Regions from separate parts of the Mus musculus genome. Here region 1 is linked to region 2. A link is a loop called in an ENCODE intact Hi-C map of the cell type or tissue named here. Cell type or tissue: gastrocnemius. All regions are shown on one strand. Links, peaks and the distances in the headings refer to the core of each region. The heading gives the core; the rest is flanking DNA.

Region 1 (15,509 bases), core at 3,663-11,662, 550 kb before region 2:
TGTCTACATTATACAATCATTCCAGGCATATAAAATGGTCCTTACAACTGAGGTGTGAATTCAGAGGCGTGTTTTGTAGATGAGACAAGGAGTGTCGGTAAAGAGCTTCAGTGGCGGTTGGGAAGGTTGAGATAGTGTCTTCAGTTGATGGACTCTTGGTGAGAACCCACACCATCCCCTGGAGATTGTTTTTTTCTGACTGCTTGATGGTTGGGCTTGGAGGACTTCTGATCTATGCACTGAGAAATCACTTGCTCTTCCTTTCCTATGCTGGGTGTGAACAATTTATTTAGACTTAGAACAGCAGTGTGTATGTATGGTGTACATACATATGTATCTCATGTACATGAGTGCGTGCGCGCGCGCATGTGTGTGTGTGTGTGTGTGTGTGTGTGTGTGTCCAGGAGGTGCCATGCTCATGTACAATTGCCAAAGGAGGCTCTTGAGAGTTGTCATTTGGTACTCTGTCTCATCCCTTTAAGACAGGGTATCTCACTGAACTGGGAACTTGGCTTACACACAATCAAGCCCACCACTCTTCCTGTCTCTACAGTGACAGGGTTGCAGGTGCCACAGTGACAGGGTTGCAGGTGCCTAAGAAGCCATGCTTTTCTGAGGGTGCTGGGGATCTCAACTTAAGCCCTTATCCTCACACAGCAAGTGCCCTTCCCCACTGAGCCATTTCCTCTGTCTCTTATTTAGTTTTATGATATCGGGTTTCATGTAGAGCAGGCTGGTTTTGAACTCACTATGCAGCTGAGGCTGACCTTGAGCTTTTGATCTTCCTGCCTCTGCCTCTGCCTCTGCCTCTGGTGTGCTGGCCTTACAGGTGTGCACCAACGTGCTTGTGTGAACTTTAATTTTAAAACTGGAAAATGCTAACACTGGTGCATTTATTACTTATCAGATGAATGGATAAAGAAAAGTGGCCTTCAGACACACAGTGAAATCTTATGCACATTGCACCCCAGCTGAGAGTCCAGTGATGGCATCTGCTTCAAGATGGAGAGAATGAAGGTTGTTGAGTGAAGTAAGGCAGGCACAGAAAGACAAGTGCTGTTTGTGCTTACTCATCTAAAGTCTAACACACGGATCCCACAGGAGAGAGGAGGACACGGATCCCACAGGAGAGAGGAGGATCCGATTCCAAAGGCGAGGAGAAGCTGAATGGCAAACAGGAAGGTAGAGTTAGGTGGGAAGACTAGCTTCTAGAGTTCTCTACCACACTGTGCTGTGAGGCACAATGATTTACTATGTATCTCAAAGCAAGGCGTAAACCTTGCAAGTTCCCAGCACAAAGAAATACTAATTACCCAATTTGGTGGTTACACAATGAATACATGTATCTAGTCAGCATCTATCCACCATAAATGTACGTAATTATGTGTCAGCACAGGTAAAACAGTACAGGCAAATGTATACATGTAAGAAGGCGATGCTCTTTGTGTGGATGCTCCTGAACTCTCTAATGCTAGTGCTAGTTTCTGGGAGATTAGAAACTTCAGAAGAGAAGTTTGTCTTTATGCTTTTAAAAGTGGAGCTATGACCTAAGGGAAGGAGACGTGGGCCTGTCCTTTTTTCCATTCCCCTTCTTTTTTCCTCTCCTTTCTTCTCTTCCTTCCTTCTTTCCTGCTTCTTCCTTCCTCCCTTTTCCTCCCTCCCTCACTCCTTTCCTTCTTTCCTCTTTCTCCCTCTTCTCCTTCACACTACAACAGAGAAACGTCTCTCCTTTCAAGCCGTGCTATGTTGCTTAGCTTAGCCTCAAACTCAATATCCACCTGCCCTGGCCTCTTGCTTTTTGGGACCAGAAATGCATGTCACCGTGCCTCATTAAAGAAAATATGAAAAGCCCAAACCAGAAAGGGAAATATTAATAATTTTAACAATACTAGTAAAGCTTCTGCCTGATAAAAAAGATATTCAATCCACATGAAAAGACAAGCCACAGACTCTGTGGGTGCGTGTGCTTTCGCTCTGCTGTGGAAGAGTCAATCAGCAGAGAAACGTTCTCCAGAATATATGTGAGAAACTCTACAAAGAAAAAAAAAAAGACTTGGAAACGAATAGTGAAAATATAAGTAGGGAGTAACAGAAGAGGACAACTGAATGGATTGCATGATGAGAAGATTTTCACTGGGCAGTGGTGGCACACGCCTGTAATCCTAGCACTTGGGAGGCAGAGGCAGGTGGATTTCTGAGTTCGAGGCCAGCCTGGTCTACAGAGTGAGTTCCAGGACAGCCAGGGCTACACAGAGAAACCCTGTCTCAAAAAAACCAAAACCCAAAAACCAAAAAAAAAAAAAAAAAACAAAAAAAACAAAAAAAGAAGATTTTCAATCTTATCATAATCCAGAAGAATTCAAATTAAAATAAGATGCCTATTTTACATTTAGCACATTGGCAACTATTGAAAGCTTAGTGAGATTCATTATCTATCTCTCAGTTTCTATCTATCTATCTATCTATCTATCTATCTATCTATCTATCTATCATCTATCTATCATCTAGCTGTCCATTTTTCTATCATTCTGTCTGTCTGTCTGTCTGTCTAGCAATGGTGAGCCTGCCTAGGCCAGAGGACAACTTGCAGGAGTCTGTCCTCTCCTTCCACCATCTGGGTTCCAGTGGCTGAATTCAGGTCATCAGGTTTAGGGACAAGTTCCATTGCCAGCTGGATAATCTGCTGGCCCCCAAATAGAGTGAGGTCTGGTTTCCAGGAAGGGGATCCTGGCCTCTTGGCGCCTCTCTCTCCCTCTCTCTCTCTCCTTCTCTCTCTCCCTCTCTCTCTCAGATGTTCTCTTAGTTTTTGGCTTATACATGTGTATATGAGTGTGTAGCCTGTGTGTACCAGGCCTGTACCTTCAGAGGCCTGAAGAAGATACTGGGTGTCCATTTCTGTCACTGACCCTGGAGCTATGCTGGCAAGAGCTTGGAGTTCTCTCATTGGAGATTACTTCCCCTCGATGTGCAGTCGAACTCACTCTGTATACCTCGATGCTGTCTGGGAAACAGCAAGCTGTCCATAGCCTCACCCAGGAGCAGCTTTGCTGGGTGGATGCACACACAAAAGAGTGTGTAATATACATAAGAATTAGAAATAAAATCCCATCAAGAAGGGTTCTGCCTAGAATCTGCACTTAGGAGGCTGAGACAGGCCTCGTCTCAAAAGAGAAAAAGGGAAAAGAAAGGAAGAAAGAAGGAAGGAACACAGAGAAATGGAGTATGGGGGGTTCGCTATCGCTGGCCTCTTACGCAAGGAAGGGCAAGGCTTCTGGGCTGCGAGATATGGATTCTTCCCTGGGGCCTTCAGAAAGGAGCTGCCTACGTTTTGATTTTAACTCTGTCTCTGTCACATGGTATCTGCTACTATTGTGTATGTGTGTGTGTGCCACGTAGATGCGTATATGTGTACAGGTGCGCATGCAGGAGGTCAGAGGTTAATCTCTGCCATCATTCCTCAGGGACTGACCCTCTTGTTTGTGACATGTGGTTTTTCACTGGTGGACTTTGTTGGCAACTGTACTGACTAGCCAGTGAGCCCCAGGGACCCACCTGTTTTCACCCTCCCTGTGCTGGGCTACTTACTGGTTCTTAGTTTCTGTTGTTGTTTTTAATGTGGGTTCTGGGGCTTGAACTCGGGTCCTCATGTGAAGCAAGTCCTTCATGGGCTGAGCTGTCATCTCCCTAAGGCTTCTCGTACAGTGTTTCTGAGCAAGTTTTACCTAGATATTCTTTGGAGGACTTTTTGTGTTGGATGCTAGATACTATTGTAAATAAAACTGTCCGGGACTTTTGATGTCTTCTTTCTCTCCTCATAAAAAGCTACCTGGAACAATCAATCGCCTTAAGGGTGATTACATGGGGTTTTTGTTTCCACCCCTGTTTGCTTGGTCTGGTTGCTTTAGCCATCGTTACGGGAGCACAGTGAGCAAAGCTGTCTAACTCACGTCATCTGGGAATGAGAGACGGAGAGTGGAAAGAGAAGAGGAGAAGAGAAAAGGAGAAGGTAGGGAGAGTGGGGGAGGGGTTGCAGGGTCTTCTTTGAGGACACTCCGGGTATGTTACAGTCAGACCCATCTCCTAATGTTCCACTCCCATCCACTGGAGCCACATACTGGGAACTAAGTCTTTAGCATTTGTACTTAACTATCCAAACTATACTAGCCTTAGCCTTATGGTACATTCTCCTGCCCCGACATTAAAAGGCCAGTCCCTTGACAGACAGTACCTACCTTTAATCCCAGCACTTGGGAAGCAGAGGCAGGAGGATCTCTATGAGTTCAAGGCTATCCTGGTTTACCAAGCAAGTTCCAGAACACCCTGTCTCAAAAAAACCAAAAACCAAAACCAACCAACCAACCAACCAAACAAACAAACAAAAGCCAGTCCTTAAACTGTCTATATCTGGTCCTCAGCCCTGGAATTTGGTGGGGAAGCACATTTGGGGTCCTACTGAACCTTGTCTGTTGACTGACACTGGAGGGGGAGCCATCAGTGCTGTGGTGTTTTGGGGTACAGTCAAGGGATCAGTGCTGGGGGTGCTTTGGGGTACAGCCAGGAGATCTCTGTTCTTATGTGAGGCTACCTCCTCCCGCACCCAACTCAAGGAGCTGAGTATCCCACCAAAGGTTGCTGCAGAGGTCACAAATGAAATTCTCTTTAGATTTTTATATGTGGCTCTTTCAGCAGGGCCATAGGGATAGCCCTAGCTGTGGTATTAGTTGCCCTGTGGTGTTCGGAGCTCCAGTTTGGATGGGATCTGGTTGTTTCTTCTTGGAAGCCCAGGTCTCTTTGGCAGCCTTTGTGGGCACTCCTCAAGCTGTCTGCCCTGGGCAGCATTTTATATAACACCCAGTGACCAGCCTTTCTCAGAGGTACTTAGCATCCAAGGCAAAGTGGGATACAGCCCAATTCCTAAAGTGTGTGGGGAGGTGTGAGATGTTCTGGATTGTTAAAAAAGTTCAGAATCTCTGCTTAAGCAAAACAACTATTTAGTGTTTGTGGTGTGTCTTTGTGTGTGCTCACATGCGGGTATGTGCATGTTGTATGTATGCGCATTCATGGGGAGGCCAGAGCACAGCCTTGAGAGTCACCCTTACAGATGGCCTCCTCCTCCTCCTTTGAGGCAGGGTCTCTCCCGGGCCTGGGGCTCACTAATTGGGTTCGATGGGTTGTCCATCCATCAAGCTGCAGAGATCTGTCTATTTCTGTTCCGGGTGCTGGGCTTCCTAGTATGCGCCACCAAGACTATCAGTTCCTTTTCCCATTAAATCCAGAAGCAAGTTTATTTGTGCCATAATCTTTTTATTATCATTATTTTTATTCATTCATTTTACATCCCACTCACTGCCAATCCTTCTGGTCACCCCATCTCACAATCCTTCTCCCATCCCTCCTTCGCTTCTCCTCTGAGAGGGTGGAGGCCCCCAATGCCCATCATTTTCATGTGGGTTTGAGGACCAAATCCATACCTTATAGGTGTGCAGAGCATGCAATTTATTGTGCTCTCTCTCCAGTTTCCTTAGCTTGGCTTTTAAAGTCCCTGAAGACATGGCTTCTCTCTCTGCCCTCCCCGTGATTATATAAGGTTCAGGAAAAGCAGAGTGTCTCCTGGCTCACAGGGGATGTGCTTGCCTGTGTCTGAGGCTTATGGGTTATTATTCTATCTTATTTTTTGTTCGTTTGTCTGGGACAGCAACCCAGCACCACAGCTCTACTGCCCCATCCACGTGTATCGCTCTCTCACTTATCGCTTTAAATTAGCCTCAGACACCAGAAGCCACTGCAGAGCCTGGCCAACTTCTGGAAACTGCCATCTATCTGTCTCCCTCTGTCATGTATCCCAGCTGTTTATCTAGGTCCTTGTAGGCTGTGGACCTCTTATGCAAGCATCTTAATCAAGATGATCCCTTTAATAACACACAGCATATTTTCTAATGTGAGGCTATAAAAATGCATTGTTCAGAATGCGGAGGATGTGGTGTTTTGTCCTCGGGTGGCCGGAATGAGTGAAGCATGAAGCTATATCCAGGATGACAGCAGCTGTCACAGTCTAGACTTGGTGTGGTCTGGAGACAGTTCTGTTAGTGAGGCAGTGCAGGGAGGAAGCTGGATCGCGTTCACAGAAAGCAGCAGCCCCGGAGGATGGATAATCTCATAAACGGTCAGCATGAAAGGACAGTGTGGACACCGGGCACTCTTCCTTCCCCAGGGCACATGAGTGGGGTTACAGGATCTATATAAGAAGGAAGGGCATGGTGGGCAGAGTTTGAAATCCCAGTACTGGCATGGATGCCTGGGCCTCACTGGACAGCCAGCCTACAGAACCTGGCAGGCTCTGGGTGAGAGTGAGAGAGTCTGTCTCAAAAAAAAATTAGGTGGACAGTGTGGAACAACACCTGAAGATGACTTCTGGGCTCTACATGCAGGCACACACACATGACAGCACACACACATACATCTATCTACACCCATACCTGCAAGACACGGGGGCAACAGTGAAGTTATAAACAACACTAAGAGTTCGAGGAGTGGTGCCCTGGCCAAGGGTCATCACTACTGCAAGGTTACTTCAGAGGTGACTTGACGTGTTCATACGCTGCAGAGAACTAAGGCAGTCACCGCCTTTCAGGGTCTCCTACAGATAACATCCCGTGGAATTTGAGACTTGGTTGTTATACGCGTTTGCTTGTCATTTGTGACACTTGGAGGGGTGATTTTCGCTCTGGGGACTGCTGATGTATTTCAAAGAGATTTACCTGCTTCTCCTTAGAGAGAGTCTTTGTATTATTTATTAATCAAGCTGAGCTCTGAATTACAATTTTCCTTCCAGTGTGTTTGGCGCAATTCTCACTTTGGCCAGCAGATGGCAGGATAACACAGTGTACTGAGTTAGGATTTGCCTGGAAGGTTGGAGCAGTAGCTCCTCAGTTCTGTGCACTCTCCCCCCAGCCCCCGCCCCCATAAACTGCAATTGTGTGTGTGTGTGTGTGTGTGTGTGGTGTACATGAGTGTGTGTGTGTCTGTGTGTGTGTGTGTCTGTGTGGTGTGTACATGAGTGTGTGTGTGTGTCTGTGTGTGTGTGTGTGTATCTGAGTATGTGTTTGTGTGGTGTGTGTGTGTGTCTGAGTGTGTGTGTGTTTCTGTGTGTCTGTGTGGTGTGTACGTGAGTGTGTCTGTGTGTCTGTGTGGTGTGTACATGAGTGTGTTTCTGTGTGTCTGTGAGTGTGTATGTATGTCTGAGTATGTGTTTGTGTGGTGTGTGTGTGTGTCTGAGTGTGTGTGTATGTGTGGTGTTAAAACCTGAACACCTTCAAGACATCAAACATAGAGGGTGTCCAGGCATTGCTGTTGGAAGCCGTGGCTGGCTGCATGCAGTGCCATTGGGTGGCTGCGCTCTGACTTGGCCTTGACCGTGAAATCTGAAAAGCTCAGCACTTTTTCTGAGCTGGTCTTGTTCCCATTCTTGTCGAGAGAAAGCCTAGTATGTGGACACACAGAAGAGATAAAATCACAAGCTAGGAAGGCATGCCTTGTGGAATGCCAGATACAGAGAAACACATGGAAAAGAAATACGGCAAACTTCACGCTGGTACAGAAACACAGAAGAGCAAGGGTTTCTGGGAAATTCTGATTTGTTTACAGTACTGAAGATTGAACCTAGGGCCTCAAGCATGCTGGTCTATATTCCCAGTCCTCTTTCAAATTGTGTAGTCTAGCCTCAGACTCATTCTGTAGCCCAAGCAGGCCTTGAACTTGGACCTTACCCACCCTAGCCTCTAGAGTACCCAGGTCATAGACCTGCGCAGCAGGCTCAGCTTGTGTGTCTGTATTATGATCTTACTACTCTAAAATGAAAGACTTGTATGATACTGTTAGCATACTGTTGCCGTTATTTGGTGCAATCACCATCTATTTCTATCTGCTGAAGAGGAATGTGCTGTTTGATGGCTTTGCCAATCTCTCCACATTCCAGGAAAAAAAAAATCCCAGCATTCTAAGGAAGCATGGCAGCCTCTCCCTTACACTTCGTGACCTGTGCGTCATCTGTGCACCAAAGCGTTGGAGTGGAGGTGGTAGAACCGACGCACTGAGCTCTTTGGTTGATATGAAATGTGTGCCTGGCACAGAGCGGACACCGGAACACAGTGACTATTTGGTGTCTGATTGGTGGTTAGATGGGTGGCCCTAACTATGACTTTAGGTAGTAGAGCAGGTACCTTCCAAATCTCAGAGTCTACAGTTCTACAGGACGCAGGGGGATGATCACATATGCTGTTCTTTGGCGTTGTTGAGTTGCTGTACTGAGCCCCTGGATGGAAAATGCTTCTGCGGGTCTTGAGTGCGCTCTTTTGCAGCGTCAGTGACTAAATCAAGGCCACAAACGCCAGGCAAGCGCTCTGCCATCGAACCCCTTCCTAGTCTCAAGGTCACGGTAGCCAAGGCTGGCCTCAAACTTCTGATCCCTCAAGGTCACGGTAGCCAAGGCTAGCCTCAAACTTCTGATCCCCCATCACTACTCCTATAGCAATTATAGGCATGTGCCATAGTCACTGTGCGGTTGCTGTAAAGGGATTCCATGACCGTGGAAATTCGTATAAAGGAAAGCATTAAACTAGGGCTGGCTTACACTCAGAGGTTTACTTTGTTATGTCATGGCAGGAAGCATAGCAGCATGTAGCTAAGATTTCTATATCCAGATCAGAGAGAGAGAGAGTGAGCGAGAGAGAGAGAGAGAGAGAGAGAGAGAGAGAGAGAGAGAGACTGGGCCTGGCTTGAGCATTTGAAACCCCAAAGCCCACCTCCATTGAGACACTTCTCCCAACAAGGTCACACCTCCCAATCCTTTTAAGTAGCCCCCTGTGACCAAGCATTCAAAGATAGGAGCTTATGGTTCAAACCACCACACCATGCAAGAGCAGGCTCAGTGCTGGGAATTGAACCCAGGGCTTCTTGCATGCTGGCTCCAGTCTACCAACTGAGCTACATCCCAAGTCTTGTAACCAAGTTAAAGTCAATGGAATAGCAAGCTACTTTGTTTCAGTAAATGTAATTTTTTCGGGGAAGGCCAAGTCTGAAACAGCTGACCTTCCCCACAGGAGACTTTGAGATTAAGAAGATGTAAACGCTGATGTTTTTGGAGCTCGTGAGGGGAAAAAAATAGATAACTAGAACGAGATATTATGACATCGTGGTCACATACACTTGTAAATCCTGTCATGTCTCCATTCAGGAGATTTATAATGTCCATAAGCACCTTACAAACTCAGCAACTTTGTTTAAAGAAAATCAAATCTCTAACTAAAGGAAACAGAATTAGAGCTACAGTTGCAACTTTCAATTGTCTGGTAGCCTTGTTGAAAAGACACAAATGATATTGAGTTTAACACTGTTTTATTTACACCCATAAATACTAAATAACGTCATTTCAACACGCAACCAAAAATGTAAGAGCTCATTAATATTTCTGAAACGTGGCTTTTACTCAGGGTTTGCTTTAGTTACTTTTCTATCGCTGGGAAGACACCATGATCAAGGCAACTTATGAGAGAAAGCATTTAACTGTTGGCTTGCCTACCGTAGTTTCAGAGGTGAGTCCATGACCACCGTGGCCCGAGCAAGGCGGCAGGCAGGGATGACGCTGGAGCAGTAGCTGAGAGCCCACATCTGATCCAATCACAGGAAGCAGAGGAAAGGGATAGATGGGCCTGGCATGGGACTTTGGAAACCTCAAAGTCCACCCCAGTGACACACCTCCTCCAACAAGGCCACACCTCCTCCAACAAGGCCGCACCTCCTCCAACAAGGCCACACCTCCTCCAACAAGGCCACACCTCCTAATCCTTTCTAAACAGTCCACCAACTGGGAAAATAAATTAAATAGATGAGGGGATAGGGGCCATTTTCATTCAAACCACCACAGAGTATGTCACAGTTAGGACTGACCACCTTTTAAGAATTTAGTAGCCACCTATCTAGTGGCTACTCTATTGGACATCGTGAGATCAGAGAATCCACAACCCCAGACCTAACCTAAAAAGTTACCCGAGAGTTGCATAGAAAATACTAGGAAGCATACTGTCCCTAAAGTGCAGTAAAATGGTTTATCTTACAAAATCCTGATTTTTAGATTTATTTGTTTTACTGTCTGTGTGTGACATGCCATGCCAGGTACCCTCAGGGGTCAGAAGAGAGCATTGGGTCCCCTGGAACTGGAGGGATGGATGGTTGTGAGCTGCTATGTAGGGTGCCGTGTCCCCTGCAAGAGCAACAAGTATCACACTCAGACACGGATCCAGCTCTCTTTAGTTTTAATTATGTATGTGTGTGTGTGTGTGTGTGTGTGTGTGTGTGTGTGTGTGTGGACAGGAGAGGGTGTCAGATCCCCCGGAGGCAGATGCAGAGATGGTTGTGAGTTGCCCAGTGTGGGTGTTGGGGACTGGACTGAACTTGGGCCCTTACAAGAGCAGTACACACTGTTAACAGCTGAGTCATCCCCCTGCACCCCCAACTCTGTCCCCCTTCTCGACTCAAGATGGTCAATTTTGGCAGGTGTGCTGGAGAGTTTTATAGCAACTGGACACTAGCTAAAGTCATCAGAGAGAGGAGAAAATGTTTCCATGAGATTGGCCTGTAGGCATTTTCTTAAGTAGGGACTGATGGGAGAGCTCAGCCCATGCATGGTGGGGGGTGCCACCCCTGGGCTGCCGGTCCTGGGTTCTATAAGAAAGCAGGCTGAGCAAGCCAGTAAACAGTACCCCCATGGACTCTGCATGAGCCCCCTGCCTCCAGGTTCCTGCCCTGTTTGGGTTCCTGTCCTGGCTTTCTGCGATGATGCACTGTGATGTGGAAATGTAAGCCAAATAAACCCTTTCCTCCACAACTTGCTTTCTGGGTATGTTCCATCACAGCAACAGTGACCCTGACTAAAACAACAGGCGATTTGATAGGACTGAGAAGTACAAAGGAGGTTCCTATGCCACCGCTGAGTGTCCTGCAACCAGAGCTGACTAGATCAGTAGGGTTCTGACTTAATCATTGTATATAGATTCAATTTAAAAAAAGGGTTATTTTATTTACATTTCAAATGTTGTCCCCCTTCCTGGTTTCCCTTCTGCACCCCCATCCCATCCCTCCTCCCCTTTGCCTCTAAGAAGGTGCTCCCCCACCCACCCACCCACTTCCGCCTTACCCCTCACCCCTCCAGCATAGATTCACATTTGGAATTTACTGTTGGGAAGTGGTGGCTCTGAGGATGGTAGATGTGACTAGGGAAAATGGGCGTGTGTCCTTTCAGGGACTGCTGTCCCCTGGCTCCTTCCTACTGCTGCCCCACCATGATGTGAGCTGCTCAGCCACGCCCTTTACACCAGGGCGGATGGAAACCTTTGCAACTGTGCAGAGGAAAGCTTTCTTCCCCTGAGCTGTTTGTCAGGTATTTGTCACAGTGACAATAAAACTAGCCAACACAGACAGAAGGTCAGAAGTGGGAGAGGGTGCCCTGGGCAAGGCTGATGTGACGGCAAGGTTAAGTTAGAATTCGATACCAAAAGTATACAAAGGTATAAAAAATGAGCTCAGTGGGCAGGAGAGAGGGGTGCGAGCATGAAGACCTGAGTGTGGATTTTAGAACCCCAGTGACACGTGGGTATGGTCCTGTGTGTCCTGCTAACCCCAATGTTGTTGGGGACAGAAAGGACACTGTGGTGCGGGCTGCTAGCCTATCTGAAATGCCAGCACCATTGATGGGAGGACACTGCCTCAAAAGGTATAAGGTGGAGAGTAATAGAGGAAGAGCGCCCTTCTGGTCTCCCCGCATTCCTCTCTCTCTCTCTCTCTCTCTCTCTCTCTCTCTCTCTCTCTCTCTCTCTCACATGCATGAATGCACACACACACGCAGCACTTTAAATGCATTAAGACATTTAAAAAGTGCCGTCTATTAAAGAAGAATTAGCTCCAAGTTAATGACCACTGCTATTAAAACGACTTCTCTGGGAGAGATATCAACAGTATCTGCCCCTCCTAAGCTCCCAGCAACAAACGGAGGCTCGGTTCCAGCACAGTTCACGCAGGGGAACCAGGAGTTTATCAGGGCTACGTACAGGGCAGTGGGTGAAGGGTTATGGGCAGGAACGTGGGTGGCCTTAAGGCAGAAACACTGGAAGGTCTCTACCCAGCATGGACGGCAGCTCTCATCCTGTACCCTTCACATACCACACAGCCTCTGGCCTCTCCACCAAGACCACGTTAATTAGGGCAGAATTGTATACAACTGGTTGGGAGGGTGGATACTCAGGTGAGGGTCCTCTGACCCTCCTTATGGAGGGGTGATGGAAGGCTCACAGCCTGAAGGCCCAGCTGAGATGATCTTTTACAAGGGTCAGCAGGATGACTGAGAATGGTGGCAGTTCTTTGGCTTAGAGTATAGTCCTGTACAATGGCACTTTATGAATTTCTCTCAGTCCTAGGCAGAGATGAGGACAGATACTTGTGGGGTGTCAGGAGGTGATAGCTGTATTATGTCCACCATTTGCTCTGGACTCCAGCTCTGCTATTGCTTCTGTGTCTGGAGGGCAAGGCAGGAGTATCCAGCCTTTTAGCCACATGAGTCCTGGAAGAGTTGTCCTTGGCCACACTTTAAATCCCAGGGCGAGCAACTGGCTGCCCGTGGATTCTGAGAGCTGACATTTCTATGACACTGGCCTGATGGACTCTCCTGGGCCACAGATGGCCTGAAGCCCGAGGGCCAGACACCTTTGCCAGCATGCTGAGCCTGACTTTAAATTGGTTTTGATGATAGTGTGTACGTGTGTATATGTGTGCACTCACATGGTATGCAATGCACTCATACATGTGTCTGCATATTAATATCCCCCTCCTCTGTGGAGGTCAGAGGATAACTGTGGGGGCGGCTCTCTCCTTTCACTGTGTGGGTTTTGAGGATTAAACTTAGCTGATCAGACTTGGTGGCAAGCGAACTCTACCCTCTGAGCCACCTCACCAGCCCTTGAACCCATCTTAAAAAGACCACAGATGATTTGTCTTACCCGTAACTGGAGACAATTTTAGGTCTTGGTGTCAGCCCAGTTTCTGGCATCCAGACACCCCACTGTGTCTACATCTGATCTCCATGCAGGGCCTGCCTCCAGGCTTCCCTACCCGTGTCTCATCGCTGGACTAGCTTTCCCCGCCCCTCCCCCAAGACTGCACATACAGATGTCATGCTCCGGGCGCACTTGAAACATTCTTTTCCTCCTGACTAGCTCTGACAGAATTCCTTACGCTTCTGTAAAATCGTTTTATAGCCCTGTGTATTAATCAATATGGTCCATCTGCAGTGCTGAGTCATTTTGCCTGAGCCAGAGGACGGTGCTCTCAGCCGGGCTGACTGTTGCCCTCCATTGGAGAGGATGAGGGACCATCAGTGAGCTCGGTGTTTCCAGAATGTCCAAGCTGCTGCCAAACTCACTCAAAAGTGTGTTTTCCTTGTCCCTGCCAAGAACTCCTCTTGACCCCAAATCTGCTAAGAATTTAAAAGTCAAATCTGCCTCTCAGACTCCTGACCCACCATCTCTTTTTGTTATGGTTTCAGTCAGGTGCAAAGACGCCCGGTCTAAGGCAGTAAATGTCCTGAGGGTGCTGCGAGAGCACGGAGTTCCCAGGTTACCTCTCCCAAGGCTGTCCATGCAACTCAGCAGCTACCCATCCGATGGCTGCTCTCGGAGGGCAGATGGGTTATATCATCATACACAGCAGCGCATAGCAGGCGTCTTCAGACTGCTGTATAGACCCAGTGGCCCAGTGGGAGCCACAAGCTTTCAGTCATCGTTTGGCCAGCATTTCTCTTATCTTTTCCTGTTTTTAGCTATAAGAAAAAAAAAATACATATGTATTTTGCTGGTTGACATTTTCCAAGTCCCTTGTCTGGTCTTTGGTGCTGCAGCAACTTTTAAGGCCGAAAATGATTGATGTCTTTTGTTGCTTTCTGCACAAAGAGAGTAGGTAGGCAGGGAAGGCGATTGGTGTGGGCCAAGTAGCCTCACCCCTCCTGTCTGGGACTGTCTGTACCTTGAACCTGGCTTCCTCTGACCTCTTGCTCTTCATTCTCAAGTCTGCTCTGGTTAGCATTTGCCCTCGGAAAAGCATCTGGTTACTGGGGCTGGAGAGATGGCTTGTTGCTCACTGCTTGCTCTGCAAATATAAGGAACTAAATTTGGTTGCCTAGCACCCATGGAAATGCTGGGCGTGGCAGCATGTGTCTGTGATCCCAGGACTGAAGAGAAGGTGGGGGGAATGTGGAGACCGTGGAGGCTCACTGACTGCCTAGTCTAGTTAAAACAGTGAGCGGCAGGTTCAAGGAAAGGCCCTGTCTCAATAAAATAAGGTAGAGAGCAATTGAAGAATACACCCAAAGGGGACCTCTAACCTTTGCATGTGCACACGTAAGGCAGGCACATGTGTATATACATGCATGCATCACACACACACACACGCATGCACACACACATGAGAGAAGTTGGTCAAATTAGCTTTACTTTAGGATTTTTGTTTTAGATGCATTGCATAGATAATAAAATCTATCCATGTAAAGTATATATTAAGTGTTTTTAGTACATTCCCAGGGCTGTACAATTCCAGAACATTCTTTGTCACTGCTGAGAGAAGCTGTGTCTGTCATTAGTCACTCCTCGTTCCTCTTCCCCTCAGCCCCTGGCAACTACTCACCTACTTTCTGTCTCTAGATATTTGTTCTATCCGATAAAAGCCATCACTATAGGAGGCCTGTGTGGCTGCTTCTCTCAATGGTGTACGCCTTTCCAGACTCATCCGGGTTGCCCTGGGAGAAAGACTTTACCCCTTTCACTTGGAGAACGTTGTGGTCATCCTTCAGTTGATAAGCATTTGTGTTTAGGCTTCATTTTCATGTGCCTTGAGGAAATCACTCAGAGTAGACAGTCATGCCTATACAGTGATGGATACTATGTTTAATTTAGAAAAAAATTAATTTGTGTGTGTCTGTATGTGTGTTGCATGTGCGCGCGTGCTCAAGGAGGCCAGAGGACAACTTGTGGGAGTCATCCCTCTCTTTCCACTGTGTGGCTCTCAGGGACCAAACTCAGGCAGTCAGCCTGGCAGCAAGTGGCCCACTGAGCCGTTGCCACAGGACAGGTTAAGTTTTTATTTTTATTTTTTAAGGATTTATTTATTTATTTATTTTATGTATATAAGTACACTGTCTTCAGACACACCAGGAGAGAGTATCAGATTCTGTTACAGATGGTTGTGAGCCACCATGTGGTGACTGGGAATTGAACTCAGGACCTCTGGAAGAGCAGTCAGTGTTCTCAACCGCTGAGCCACCGCTCCAGCCCCATAGGTTTAAGTTTTTAAGGAGCAGCCAAACTGTTTTCCAAAGAAGCTGCAATGTGGTGGATTCTAGTCAAACTTGCAAAGGGTTCTAATTTTCTTCCCATCTCCCCACACGTGGGATGGTCTGTCTTTTCTATTCT
Region 2 (15,509 bases), core at 2,760-10,759:
AATGGCTAAGATCAAAAATTCAGGTGACAGCAGATGCTGGCGTGGATGTGGAGAAAGAGGAACACTCCTCCATTGTTGGTGGGAGTGCAGGCTTGTACAACCACTCTGGAAATCAGTCTGGAGGTTCCTCAGAAAATTGGACATAGTACTACCGGAGGATCCAGCAATACCTCTCCTGGGCATATATCCAGAAGATGCCCCAACTGGTAAGAAGGACACATGCTCCACTATGTTCATAGCAGCCTTATTTATAATAGCCAGAAGCTGGAAAGAACCTAGATGCCCCTCAACAGAGGAATGGATACAGAAAATGTGGTACATCTACACAATGGAGTACTACTCAGCTATTAAAAAGAATGAATTTATGAAATTCCTAGCCAAATGGATGGACCTGGAGGGCATCATCCTGAGTGAGGTAACACATTCACAAAGAAACTCACACAATATGTACTCACTGATAAGTGGATATTAGCCCCAAACCTAGGATACCCAAGATATAAGATATAATTTGCTAAACACATGAAACTCAAGAAGAATGAAGACTGAAGTGTGGACACTATGCCCTTCCTTAGATTTGGGAACAAAACACCCATGGAAGGAGTTACAGAGACAAAGTTTAGAGCTGAGATGAAAGGATGGACCATGTAGAGACTGCTATATCCAGGGATCCACCCCATAATCAGCACCCAAACGCTGACACCATTGCATACACTAGCAAGATTTTATTGAAAGGACCCAGATGTAGCTGTCTCTTGTGAGACTATGCCGGGGCCTAGCAAACACAGAAGTGGATGCTCACAGTCAGCTAATGGATGGATCATAGGGCTCCCAATGGAGGAGCTAGAGAAAGTAGCCAAGGAGCTAAAGGGATCTGCAACCCTATAGGTGGAACAACATTATGAACTAACCAGTACCCCGGAGCTCTTGACTCTAGCTGCATATATATCAAAAGATGGCCTAGTCGGCCATCACTGGAAAGAGAGGCCCATTGGACTTGCAAACTTTATATGCCCCAGCACAGGGGAACACCAGGGCCAAAAAGGGGGAGTGGGTGGGCAGGGGAGTGGGGGTGGGTGGATATGGGGGACTTTTGGTATAGCATTGGAAATGTAAATGAGCTAAATACCTAATAAAAAATGGGAAAAAAAAAAAAAAAGAAAGGAAGAACTAGTTACCTTGGGGCTGGATTGCTAGACAAATGGGAGACATTGGGGCAGTGGCACAGACGTTTATGATTCAAAGGTCAAGGTTAATGAGTTCAAAGTAGTTGATCAAAGTATTTTGAACAATGAATCTGGAAGAAAAGAAAGTAGAACCAACAGAAAGCACACTAAAATTGCACACAGTGGGTCATGGTGGTGTACACTAATAAACAAACCAGAAGAGGATGAGAGGGGACCACCATGGTTTGGGGACCAGACTGGAATCCACCTTTCAGGGACAGGAAGATCTCTCTGTTTGTAAAGTATATTCCTTGCAAGCAGGATGACTTGGGTTTGATCTTCAGAGCCCACACCAAGACACATGTGAGATACATGCTGATAATCCTAGTACCAGGGAGGAAGGATGAAAAGAGCCAATGAGAGGCCCTATCTCCAAATTAAAGGTGGATGACACTTGAGGCACACCAGCAGAGGTTGTTCTCTGGCTTCCACATGAACACACACACACACACACACACACACACACACACACACACACACACACACAGACGTGGGGGAATACAAGACTTAAAGGAGCGTCAAACAGGTCAGACTTTGATGTTTCTGCCTACACTAGGGGACTTCTCACTCACTGGATTAGTGTAGGGGTCAAGTTCCTAGTGTGACACCTAGGACCTGTGGGTGGAAGTAGGTGAGAGGGAAGTAAGGCCCTGCCTCCTGCCTCTACCTTTTATTGGTCATCTGGAACTTCCTCTTTCTGCACCTCTCCCATGTCTTGCCAATGTCTGACACAGGACACAGGGATTCTATAAGTGAAACATTTACTTAATCTAAGGCCTGACATATCCCTGAATTCCCAAGAGGTCTTTTCCCTTCACTTGGGGTAAATAAATCAAAGATCATCTTCCCTGAAACTGAGGCAACTCTGCCATTGGGGAAACGATCAGATATGTAAGAATAAAAAGAGACGGAATGGTCTTCAATTCACAAGAAAATGTCACTACTTCTGCTCAGTCACTCCACGAGAGCATGTGGTCATCTATACGAACAGCAGTACATTCAGCCTTGCTTGATTAGCTGTAAAACATACAGAAGATTGATGTGTTTTCCTTTAAAAAATGTCTTTGTGTGGAGCAATTGGATTCAAAGTTCCACAGAAGCAGAAAGGAATTGGACAGGATGTCAGCTATTTTCCCTAAAGGAAGTACCACAGGCAACAGTTTCTGATTTGGAGACTGCTGGGGTACTTAAGAACTAAGTACCGTCAGCAAATGTCTCTTAATAAGGCAGAATCAGTGCCTCACTGTCCCATAGCTAGAACTGCACTTCTCATAAATTAGCCACTGGTGATAGACAGGTCTAAAGAAGTCTTAGGACTGGCCATTCTGTTCACTGTGACGGAGGCCATGTTCCTGTGGGCTGGTTCTGCTCAAGGTCAAGTTGGATGGTCAAGACAGCACATCCCAGCAGCCTACAACAGTTTTTAGAGTTAGATGTTACAGGCTGCTTCAGGCTGTAGCTCCATCAAAATAACTTTAAACACAGGTGGGCTTCAGGGAGTAGAGATGAGCGGTCTAGAGTAGACAAGGGACAGAGTCTGTGGCTCCAGCAGACTGCACCATGTTGAAGAGCAGGAAGCACACCAAAGCCCATTGACTTGACCCAGATGTAGGAAAGAAACTACGAGTTATCCAAAGCCACGAGGGTTTCCAGCATACCTTAAGGCAGTGACTTCAAAGCTGTAGAGTCGGCTATTGTTGCCTGCTCAAGTCAGCCGAGCATGATCTGCCTTTCCCATGGCCTCTTGGTGGATGGCTCTAGCTGTGCATCAGAACCACCTAGAAGCTTTCTACTTGAACCCATCCCTGGGGATTCTGACGTTACTGTCATGGGGAAGGACTCGGGATTCCTTATAGGCACCTTAGGGTTTCTATTATAGAGCTGAGGAAGAGAATCACTGTCCAATAGATCTCAAGGTCACTGTATGTTACATGAGTTCCTCTCACTCATGGTGTTGAAGTTTTCTGCCAGCCATGGGGACACTCAGAGTTGCCTGGAAACTGCTAAAACGACTCTGAACTTTCTCATATGTGACTCAATAGATTCTTGCTAGGATTCTAGAGTTCTTGTTTCTTTTCTACTTGTGTGTATGAATGTATGTTCATGTGTGTGCAGGTGCATATTAAAGTGTGTGTGTAGGCCAGAGGAAAAAAAAAAACCTCAAGATTTGTCCTTCAGGAAATACCCCAGGGGCTGTTCACCTTGTCTTTTGTGATAGTCTCTTACTGGCCTGAAGCTATGCAAGTAGGCTAAGCTGGCTGGCCCATGAGCCCTAGGGATCTGGCTGCTACCATCTAACCATTGATAAGATTATAGGAGTATACCACCATGCTTAGCTGATTTTACATAGGCTCTGGGAGCCAAACTCAGGTCCTCATGTTTGCAGGACAAATCTTTACCAACTGAACTATTCAACAATTCCTCCTTTGTTTGTTTGTTTTTATTTGAGACAGGATCTCATGTAGCCCAGGCCGACCTCAAAATCTATATGTAACTGAAGATGAACTTGGATTATATGTATATACCACCATGACTAAATCATGCAAGGATAGGCAGAGCCTGCAGCTCCACGAATGCTAAATGAGCACTCAACATCCTCAGCCCTAAAGGCTCCTCCTCCTCCTCCTCCTCCTCCTCCTCCTCCTCCTCCTCCTCCTCCTCCTCCTCCTCCTCCTCCTCCTCCTCTTCTTCTTCTTCTTCTTCTTCTTCTTCTTCTTCTTCTTCTTCTTCTTCTTCTTCTTCTTCTTCTTCTTCTTCCTCTTCCTTCTTCTTCTTTTTTTCGAGACAGGGTTTCTCTGTGTAGCCCTGGCTGTCCTGGAACTCATTTTGTGGACCAGGCTGGCTTCAAACTCACAGATACCTGCCTCTCTCCTAGGTGCTGGAACTAAAGGCATGTGCCAGCACACCTGGCTTATTTGTGTTACATTCCTGCCTTTACAGTCGTCACTCACTTTTTTTGGGGGTTTTTCGAGACAGGGTTTCTCTGTGTAGCCCTGGCTGTCCTGGAACTCACTTTGTAGACCAGGCTGGCCTCGAACTCAGAAATCTGCCTGTCTCTGCCTCCCAAGTGCTGAGATTAAAGGCATGTGCCACCACCGCCCGGCTAAAGTGGCTTCTTAATGATATCATATTCTGGTCTATAGGATGCTCAACATTAGCAATGAAGCCATAAAAGGACAGTGAGTGAGTCATTCTCTCCTTTGTCCACATGGACTGGAGGACTCCAGGCCAGAACACTGAGATGAACATTTCAACTGTTTTGGCAGGAGTGATTCATCCATGGGTCACAGACTCATCTATCCCTTGACTCTTGTCCCTGACCACAAGGAAACCACAGCCTTATACACCCAGTTCTTTATCTCTGAGCTCAAAGAACACAAATGTTGCTGATCAGGGGACCCGACTTCCTGTCATTAAGGAGGACATCCTACCACTTAACAGCAAGATCCTAAGCCAAGCCAAAAGCCTGATGATTTGGGCGTTTGATTCCCACCTACAATTAACTAGGTCACAGCTGTAAGGAAAGAGGAAAAAAGAATTACACCCTAAAGCAAGAGGACTTACTGTCATCTGTGACTGCAAAACAAACACTTAGGGCTTCCCTTCCCCTCCTCTCCATGCAACAAAAACAAGTATATTGGGGACAGGATAAAAAAATGATATGGAAAGACTATGGAAATGTCTCAGAGGGTAAGAGTGCTTGCCGTGTATGCATAAGGACCTGCGTTCAGACAAATTCCCAGCACACGCATAGAAGCGGGGATCTGAGTGTCTCCAATTGAGAGTTGGAGGACAGAGACCACGAAATCTCAGCCAGCCATGAATCCAGCCAGCTCAGTTGAAATGGAGAGCTTCAGTCTCAGGGAGAGACCATCTTAGGGAATAAAGGGGAGCCTCACAAAGCAGAACAACCAATGTCCATCTGAATTCTGTGCACATGCTAAGACGTGTACACACACACAGAGGCACACATGCACATTCACACATACACACAAGCATACAAGCACGCATGCATGCACGCAGTTAGGAGCTAACGTGACAGCTTGCTAATGTGTAGTCTCAAGCCTACTTATTTGGTATTTGTTCAATATACAGAGGAGATGAATATATGCAAGCACAGTCTGCTTCTAATCTGTGTTGAGGACTTCTGTAAGATTAGACAGAATCTGGAAAGATCCACGATTGCTTTTGAAAATTCCGGAGTTTTCTGGGCTTTAGATGGTTTAGGTCTGTATGGTTCCCTCCTACTTTGGCTCATAGGAATGTCTCCTAGACCTTGGTGGGCACTAGAGAGGGAGGGAACACTCTTAAGTGTCCACAGTATCCAAGGAAGTAATGCATTTCAGAAAGGGCCACCTCAGTGTGCTGAGTCCCTTCTGGTTACCTATGACCACCAACCAGCATCGTGGATTTTATTTGTCATGGGGTGAGTTACACAGTTGCTACTGATCTCATCCTGAATGGTCATATAAGCTAGTCATAGTAAAGATAATTATTGATAGTTGATGGAGAGAGAGAGAGAGAGAGAGAGAGAGAGAAAGAGAGAGAGAGAGAGAGAACAATGATTTATGTGTGATATTTGAGACCTTGACCACTTTAAAGCATCGTCTGTAATCCCCAGCCTACTTGGGAACCTGTGAGAAATCTGTGTTTGACAAGATCCCAAGTGACTCCTTCATACATAGAAAACACTGCTTACCATAGCAGCCTAGGGTAATGACTTTCAGAAACTTTGCTTTTAGCTATGACAATCTCTGCCCCCACCCCCAAGTAACTTTAGTAGAGATAGATCTCACAAGCACAGGGGGCAGGGGTCTGAGTCTTTTCTGCCCCCTAGTGGCATATCCATCTCCACCAGTTCTTCCAGTACTCTGCTGCTCTGGGGGTGTTACGGGCCCCATAGGTCCTTCCTCCTTCATCTCCCCTCTCTCCCTCTGCTCTGGGGGTGTTACGGGCCCCATAGGCCCTTCCTCCTTCATCTCCCCTCTCTCCCTCCTTCCCTCCACTCCTCCCTCCCTCCCTTCCCTTGAGTCATGCAGGTGATAGAACACATGGACTCAAGCATGCTAGACAAACGTTCTATCAGTGACCCACACCTCAGCATCAAAATTAGATTTGCATCCCCAGTAATAAATAAATATGTGAACACACAAATACCTAAGTAAATAGGGCCAACCAATCAGACATATGAAACAAAGAGTTCAAGTTCAGATTCCAGGAACAGATATGGGGGGATGGGTAAGAAAACAAACAGGGAAGGAAGGCCCTTAATATATAGAAAATATAAAATAAAGAGACCGAGAAATGGAAGTGGCCCCACAGTGAATATCATAGAGAGAACACAGGACAGCAGTTATGTTACATTGGGGTTTTAGCTCGACAACCACGAGATACATGAAAACATCCATGTTTATCATAAATTAAACTCTATGCATGTGTATATGTTGCTGGGACTGAACGAACACAGGGCCTCATGCACACGACGCAAGTGCTCAGCCACTGAGCCACCTCCCCAGCCCTCTGTCTGCCTTTTAAATGTGGAGGCAGACTCTCACTAAGTTGCCCAGGCTAGCCTTGCACTGATTCTAACCCAGGTGATCCTCCTGCCTCAGCCTCTAGAGTAGACGGGACTGTAGGCCTACATCTTTAGGCTGCATTGCCACTGTAATTTGAAGATCTGCTTACTCTTGCGGTCCACTCCTCTATGAAGGATACTTTCTCAGTAGCTTCAGCATCAAGGGACATTCCAGTGTCAACTCACCCCAGATCCCTTCTGGGGAGCTCTCTGGATTCAGATTGTCTGGACTTGAACTCGAGGCTGGCCCATGTAACCCTGGAAAATTACCCTTCATAATTTTCTTTGTGCATGAATTTACTGCTGGCCATGTTCTTGAAGGCATGAGACAGAATCAGTCTGAAGGTATATGGGTCAGAAGGAGGTGAGGGAGACAGGGACACAGTGAGTGACAAGCCATTGGGGTGGTATTGTACCTACTCTAAGGGGACACCCTTACTGTGCTTCCCAGATGCCCAGTGACGGAATCTTCCTTCTTACTCGCCCCCAGGGGCCAAGTCTGGGGAGTGCATGAGAGAAGCAGAAGAGGAAATGTATAACTCAATATTTGGTCCTTGATTCTGGTTCATGCAGTGAGGCCCTTCCAGTGGAAGTCAGGAAGTTTGCTCTGTGTCCATCCCTGGCCAGTGTCTTGGCCACATGATAATCATCAGGGAGCCCTGTCTTGCTTCCTGCACTTTCTGCAGGAAGTGCAAATATGGGGACTGGGTATCGGGATAGCTAGGCATGGTAGACACATGCCAGGACAGTGACAACTCACATCTCCAGGTCTGGGGCTCTCAGACACTGCCAGGTGATAGCATCACCTCTCAGGTCTGTGTTGTTTCTCCTGTCTGAGTAACCCTGATTGTGGTGGAAGCATCTTAGCCTTCTGCATTTTGTCCCTACCTCCCCGCTCCCCAACCCCCACCTCACGAAAACTAAGATAATATACTAGGTTCCAGTAATGGGTGGTTCTTGGACATTAAGCCAAGGTGTGTATCTGGAGGGGTGTAAAGCCAATGGTTCCCTGCTCCTCTGGAAGAGATACTGAGGTGGGTTCTCTGGTGGTGAAGGGGCAAGCACGTCTAATGGAACGAGCAGCTTCCCCCGAAAGCACTACTGTACACAGCAACCTTCCTACTCTGTAAACGCAGCTTTCTATTGGTTCTTGGCCCTAGCTCACACTCCGAGGCAGCAAGCTTTGCCCAGGGAAGTGATTTTTGTGCATAATATGCTGAGAGACGCATTGTGACAATGTGCCACTGTTCCAATGGGGACCCCACCTACAGCGTAATCTCTGTGCTTCCCTTGAGAACCCCTTCATTTCAGGGTATGCTGAGACTCCAAGTCCCTCAATTATACAATGGGGTGAGGCACAATGGCTTTGTACTGTCAGGGCTTAACATTTCAAACGAATTCATGCCATCCTGGGAAGAAGAAGTACTGCCTTGTTCAGGCTGTGGTATTCCCATGTCTCAGCTTACCCTGGGGCATTTCAACACACCTGCTGAGACAATTCCTTCTGCCAAAAAAAGGAAGTTGTAGAGTGGTAGATTTTGTTCTACCTGGCCCCCCTCCCCCCGCCGACTCTGCCCTCAATGATCTGTGTTTTCATTGTGCCAACGTGCCCAATAGAAACAACACACAGGGAGAAGCAAAAGCACTATGATTCCACACAGCATAGAGGGAGTAGCAATTAAATGCATGTAGCTATGTCTACAAACCCAAGAGTTAAACAGGAAGAAAGGATCGTGTAAGGCAGAGGGACAAGCGAGTTGAATGTATGACTTAAGTGTGAAAAGGCATTCCGGTGCTGAGGTCTCAATTAAGCCTCCGATTTTCTGTCAGCAAAGGTAAAAATAATAAGCACACAGAGTTACATCCTTATTATTATTTTCTAAAAAGATGGAGTATGAGAGGGAACAGAAAATGATACAAAGAACATTACCTTTAGTGGTCAACTGGAAAGATTTCAGGGGTGTGTGTGTGTGTGTGTGTGTGTGTGTGTGTGTGTGTGTATGTAAGTGAGTATGTGTGTGTGAGTGAGTGTGTGTGTGCGCATACATGTGTATGTACAATGTGTAGAATCCAGAGTGTTATTCCTCGGGAACTGTATATTGTGGTGGTTTGTGTGTGTGTCTGTGTTGTGACAGGGTCTCTCACTGGGCCCTGGAGCCTACTGATTAGGCTACACTGTTTGGCCGGGGAGTCCCAGGGATCTGGGTGTCTGCCTCCCCCATTCTGTGATGATGAGGGCCTTCCATGCGTGTTGGGATCAACCCTAGCTCCTCATGCTTACTTTCCGACTGAGTTGTCTTCCCAGCCCCCTTCCTGCTGGCTTTCTGAGCAGGGCATATCTTACTTAGCTACCTGCTTCCTTCCCTTAGCTCAGGCTATTCCAGAGTTCCTGCAGTCCTCCCAGTAGCTCACATGGACTCTCCAGACTGCCCTCCTCCTCTAACCCTGAACCTGCTCCTTTCCCTCAGTTCCTGATTGTCACCTGCGTGCCTTAGTCTCAGGTTTTTCAGCAGCAGCTACAAGATTCATGGCTTAGTCTGTCTGTGAGGTTTGCTTGAGAGATCAGGGCCTTTGCTTGTGGTCTGTCAACGGCGTCCACCCACACCCAGGATTTGTTGTTCCACATCTTCAAAAGGGCATTACCTATCAGCCCCCAATAAAAATAAATTAAATCTTAATGCAAAAAAAAATTCAGCAGGGAACTGAGAAAATATAGCCCAGACATTTATTGTATAATTTCCCAAGGATCCAGTGTAAAGTCATTAGGATAATGAATGGCTGACACTGTCCTTGATGGGCTTCTCTCAGGTATCAGATGTCCCCAGCAAGCTATGAGGTCTACTGCTGGAAGGTGGTCAATTCCCAGTTGCTTTATCTGGGACCAGGCAGAAGTGTGGATGTACTGAGATTAAAATTAAAGGGATCAGCCTCAGTCCTGGGTATGAGTCTGACAAACAGGGGCAGAGATTCAATGGGCCACTGAGCAGCCTGGCTTGTCCTCGTACTCAGTGAGAACATCATTCCTCTTTGACACCGTGGTAAGATGAAGAGTTCTGGTAGTTACAGCCAATGCTGTCATCAGCCAAAGGAGGTGTTAATAGTCCTTGCTCAAGGACTTGGCTGATCCCAAGAATTCCACTGCATCTAGCAGGAACCAGATGACGTAGAAAGAAGTTTCTGTTTGGTTGCTGTCGTCAACTACCTGGACCATTAACAATGTCAGCTTGGTTGTGGCCAGCCTCTGGGGTTGTGGCACCCTGTATACTTCTGGCTTGTACATCTAAGCTACACCACTGCTAGGTGGTGGGGTGATCATTTTATTGGATGGAATGATTGTAATAGCCTCCTCTCTGAGACAGTGGAGGAACCCCTGCCCCAAACAAAAGAAGGATGTGGCTGGTGGTACCCAGGCAGTAATGGTGTGTTCATGTTCAGCTGCTTGAGTGTTCATCCTCTTGATGGTTCAAATGCTATGCTCTCTGCAGCCTTTCCACTCCCTGTCGCTGAAGGACATGATTCCATTTATGTAAATGTATTTTAAAATTTGCATTGGACTTGTCAAAAGAATTTTGATACAGTTAATATTATTCCAACTTAGCAGTAAGATGATATGATTCCAGTGGAAGACCCAAAATACTATTTGCAAACTGCTTTATTTGCACTGAGATCTCTCCTTTATAATGAGTGCCAAAAGTGGGAGGAAGGAGGAGTGCACAGACACCGAGGGTGAGTTGGTATTGCTTTTCTTGTGCAGAAAGTGGGCATCTTATGAGCCATGGCTATGCTTTACTGCAATAGAAGATGGTACATATCAGATCTTTCTTTTGCTTTCATTCTCCTGCATATATGCATACACTGTTCACAAATACAAGAAAATTAGTCCTGGAGATGTAGCTAAGGAGTAGAGCCTTAGCTATAGCATATGCAAGTACTAGCCTTGCCTAGTATATGCAAAGCCCCAGATTCCATCCCCAAGACTAGGAAAAAAGAAAAAAGAAAAGGGAAATTAAAAAAAGGAGTCACCTTAAATGCATTAGGCATGGTGGTATATATTTATAATCCCAGAACTGAGTTGGCTGAGGTGTGAGTGGTTATGCCACCATGTACTGAATGAGTTCCAGACCAGCCTAGACCAGTTTAAAGTCCTGCCTTTTAAAAAGTGTAGCAGAACTAGGCTGGTGAAATGGCCTAGTGGTTAAGAGCACTGGCTGCTCTTCAAGATGACCTAAGTCCAAGTCCCAGAACCCACATGGTGGTCAGAACCGCCTGCAACTCCAGTTCTGGGGGATGTGGATGTTGTGGGCCCTGTACACACATGGTACACAGATATACACAGGAGTAAAACACCATGCACATAAAATGTAAAACTGTGCAGGAGCCAAGGACACGGATTAGCTAGCAAATTCCTTGCCATGCAAACTCGAGGTCCTGAGTTTGGATCCCAAATAAAAAGCCAGGTGTGGTGGTGTGTATTGCTAGTCCCAGGCAGCACTGTGGAGGCAGAGAAAGCAGTCTTAGCACTTACAAGCCAGACAGTGTGGCCTAATAGGTGAACTGTAAGTTCTGTGAGAGAGACCTTGTCTCAAAAGAGTAAGGTGGGAGCCATCAAGGAAGACACCTGATTTTGACCTCTAACCTCCACATGCACACACATGTATCCACATGCACATGTGCAGAGACCCATACAAACATGCACACACACCACTCCCATAAACACACTCATTTTTGGAAAAGCACACAAGATTTCTTTTTGAAAAGCTTAAAAATAGGAAGACAGGATCAGTATCCCTGTGACAAAGTTGGAAGGCAGCTGCCTCGATCGCTGTATGGTTCTTCCTTACTACTCTACACCACAGCAACAGATGCTTGATTCTGTAATGCCTGTGTAGGGTCCGATTTTACAGAATGAGTGACACAAACAGAGGCCATCCCCGAGAAAGAAGATGAAATACTGGGCCTCGTGGATACAATTCAAGGTGAAATAAACTTGTTAACAGCCCATTCAGATGAGTGGGTCTCACAGAGCTTTCTTATCCTTCAAGGTCCTTTGTGAAGAAAATTAACTATGTTTTTCTTACGTATCCTGCCACCATGTGATGAAAAGAAAAAGGATGCTTTGGGGAAATGGTGGCCCAATACGGGATAAGGAGGAATACAGAGTACAAGTAGAGAGATGGCAATGGAAATAAAGGATGAGGTTGGGAGATGGCCCAATAGGTAAAGTGTTTGCATTGTAAGCACAGAGACCTGAGTTCAGATCTCCAGTACCCAGTAGTACAACATCTAAATCATAGCATATTGGGTCAGTAGTCAGTCAGAACCAAGTACTCCTATGTAGATGAACCTGTCCCTGCAAGGCAGCAGTGTGAAACATATGGGAGCTCTTGTGACTCAGCTAGACTTAGACCCAGGGTGTGCAATGGATGTGCAATGGGTACATAATGGAGTGTGCAATGAGTATACACAAGTATGCAACAGGTGTGCAATGGGTGTGCAGTGGGTACACAATGAGTATGCAATGGGTGTGCAACGAGTGTGCAATGGTCCAATTCACAAGTCCCAGCTCAAGTTGGGGTGGGACTCCCATCACTGTCTGACTTTAAAAACTTACCTTTAACTGACTTGAACTTGAGGTGCCATAAAGAAAAATTTAAGAGAGCTTGAGGGGAGGGGAACTATGTGTGCTGTAATAGAGACCTTCACCATCCCCAAGAGGAAACTTCTTATGAGTGAGATCTGTATATGGAACATTGGCCATGCCTTTCCCTCAGATCACTGGGTAGAGAAGAGGAAGATTTTCCTCTACAAGGTCCATAAAGGTCTAGCAGCACAGACTTTCATACTAAAGACCAGACTCTCCCCATACCCCATTTGGTTCACATCCATTTTCCTTTATAGAGTATGTCTAAATGCCCAAATTCAGAGTTCAAACTAGGACTCACTCATTTTGGACATTATATCAGTGGTTTGGCTGTAAATTATACTTTCTAAATATATTATGGGATTCAGCTGGGTTTTGAAGCCCTGACACAATGATTATGTCGCAGCATTTTAAAAACTATTTTCTCATAGGCAAACCCAAAACCAAACAGAAGGCTAGATATCAAGGATACTAAGCCATGAGGGAGGGATGGTGGCTTGACACCGGTGACCAACACAGGATGCTCAAATCTTCCTCCATCTTTTCTTTGACTATATTTTGAAAGCAACACAGAGGATGGTGAATAAGCTTGGATACCTGGTTTAAGGTGTGTGTGGGGGGTACTGTTTAAAATTGATCTCTGTCAGCTGGGGATACAGCTCAGATGAAAAACTGCTTGCTGCACAAGCATGAAGACTTCTGCTCAAGTTCTCTAGAACCCAACTTAAAAAGAAAAACAAAAGCAGTAACAAGTTTACTCACAGCACTGGGGAGGAAAACACATGAGAATCTCTGGAGTTGCTGCCCAGCCAGTCTAGCTGAATCAATGAGCAGTAGGTTCAGTGAGATAACCTATCTCTAAAAATAAGGTTGAGAGTCATTGAGGAAGACACCTGATATTGACCTCTGGCCTCTACACACATGGACAGGTGCCTGTACATTGACTATATATGTTATATGTATATGTATATGTATATGTATATGTATATGTATATGTATATATATAATCCCTTCAAATAAGAATATCATCCATTGTGACGTGCTTCTGTGGTGCCATAGGGAAAAGATGCTTCACCATCTTAATTGTTATAACTTGATCCCTTTAGACTCCACCATGGTCTCTAGTTACTCTGTTTAGGATTGCCCTTAGGGAAAGTGAAGCTTGTCTCTAGAGTCTCCCTCTTATACCTGCTCTATTTCCCCTTCCCAGCACACCACTGACTGCTCTTTCCTGATAAGTATATTATGGTACCACCTCTCAGATAGTAGTCTATATCACATGTCTCTGAGAAAGAGTCATTTTCAGTTTATATAGAATGGTCAAATTTTCTCTTTAATTCTATTTCTATGTCACTTTTTGCTCCTTGCTGTTTTCCTTTTTCTCTAGTTTACCCTCATAGTATTGGTCCCCAAACTTTGCAAGTCTTTATCTGCTGGCATGCCTTTGTATCCATCCACACTCATTCTTTAGGAAACATCCCATAGTCCTGTGATCTTTCAGCACCTGACAAGGATGTACCAGTTCTGAGAGAACAAAAGCTCCGACTTGCATATTTGCCAATTCATGGGTATAAATTCTTTCTCTGTGGACCATCTCAAGTCATCGGTGTATCAAGACTTCTTCAATGATTAGTCTTGATCTTCTTGATCATCAACTTGTCGGGCTATAGAGTCACCTAGGAGACACACCTCTAGACATGCAAACTGAGTAGTGGCTTTAGCCTCTCTCTCCTGTACTGACACAATGTGACTGGCCACCTCACACCCTTACCACCATACCTTCTCATCACGATGGACTTCAGTTCCCTCAACTGTGATCCAGTGGAAGGATCACAGTTAAGCTGTTTTTGGTCAGGTATTTTGTAACAGCAATGGGGAAAATGGCCAACGTGGTTAACACTGACCAGTGAGGAAAGGACGAATTATGAAGATGAGGAAGAGGAAGAGGAGGGGGAAGGAGAGGAAGAGGTGGAAGGCAGGGGAGAAGTGTCCCACACATGTGGTTCATAGACTCCTATATTTGAGAACATTTGTTCATAGCATAGAGTCTTCTAAATTGTTTTAGGTACATAAAACAACATTGTTCTTTAAAGCCAATTGAATTTTACAAATTAAAGTGAATTATTGGGCCTGGGCAGATGGCTCAGTGTTTAAGAGGATTTGCTGTGCAAATATGAAGACATGGGTTTTCTTTTATCAAGAACCACACATTTGGCCATCCTGCCACAAAAATGATTCACCCCAACTCACTTACTTAGTGTCCCTTTCAGGAGAGAACACCACAAAACACAAGAACTATCTAAAGCCCTTAAGTTGGGATGGGACCCAAATGATCCCTTTTGGCCTCCGTATACCTTGGGGCACCGTTTTCAATGTTGGCTGCTCAGTGTAGTCACTTGGGAGATTTACATAGCGATCTCAGGATTCCATCCACTAAGATACAGTCTGATCTGAGTGCAGTGTAGGCACAGGAAGTCTTCAAAGCTTCTTACATCTTCCGTATGAGGTAGAGATGGATGGAATCCTGGGACTCCCTCAAGCCTCTCTGCTACCTTAGTCTACTTGATAGTTTCCAGGCCAGTAAGAGACCCTGTCTCAAAACAAGTAGAGGGCTAGCAAGATGGTTCAGTGGTTAAGTGTGTACTGCCCTTGCTGAAGGTCATAGTTCACTTCCCAGCACCCACGTAGGGCAGCTAATGCATACCTCCAGATTTAAGGATCCAATGCCTTCGTTTGGTCTCTTCAGACACCTCTATACACAAATACATAATGCTCTCTCTTTCATACATGCTCTCTCACGCATACACAGGCATGCGAGCATGCGCACACACACTGATAGACATATTTTATTTTCCACTTAAATCTAATCATTAGCAAGAAGAGGAAAATGACCTTTCATGCCTTCTGTGAACCACAGAATTGGAGTCCCCGAGAATCCATGATCTTCTTTTCCAGAGAGGCGTATATTTATAGAAGGAGCAAAAGTGTTCTTGGATGAGGGGGATGGATAATAATACATGCGAATACGCTGATCTGTCTGAACAGTCCTTGGCTGTCTGCTTTCAATGGT

What was found. Hi-C counts contacts between places; a loop is a spot of excess contacts. Peaks named below come from ENCODE experiments on the same cell type or tissue, not always from the same donor. Only the 100,000 strongest peaks of a DNase experiment are listed, where the experiment ranks them.
Region 1: a loop joins it to region 2, with 2.8 times the contacts of the local background. A loop is called at or near these places in 3 of 42 quality-filtered maps.

What each region holds. Positions count from the first base shown.
Region 1 is chr2:4,856,059-4,871,567 of GRCm38, reverse strand. No RefSeq gene overlaps it. Among named protein-coding and RNA genes, the nearest start is that of Sephs1, 18 kb to the left of the region's middle. In gastrocnemius, for the core only: a CTCF peak has its summit at 6,836 (motif pointing right); a DNase peak (open chromatin) is centred at 6,861.
Region 2 is chr2:4,307,336-4,322,844 of GRCm38, reverse strand. All of the region lies in intron 1 of Frmd4a (FERM domain containing 4A), which reads right to left. Among named protein-coding and RNA genes, the nearest start is that of Gm23691, 66 kb to the left of the region's middle. In gastrocnemius, for the core only: a CTCF peak has its summit at 6,057 (motif pointing left); a DNase peak (open chromatin) is centred at 6,059; H3K27ac peaks cover 485 bases.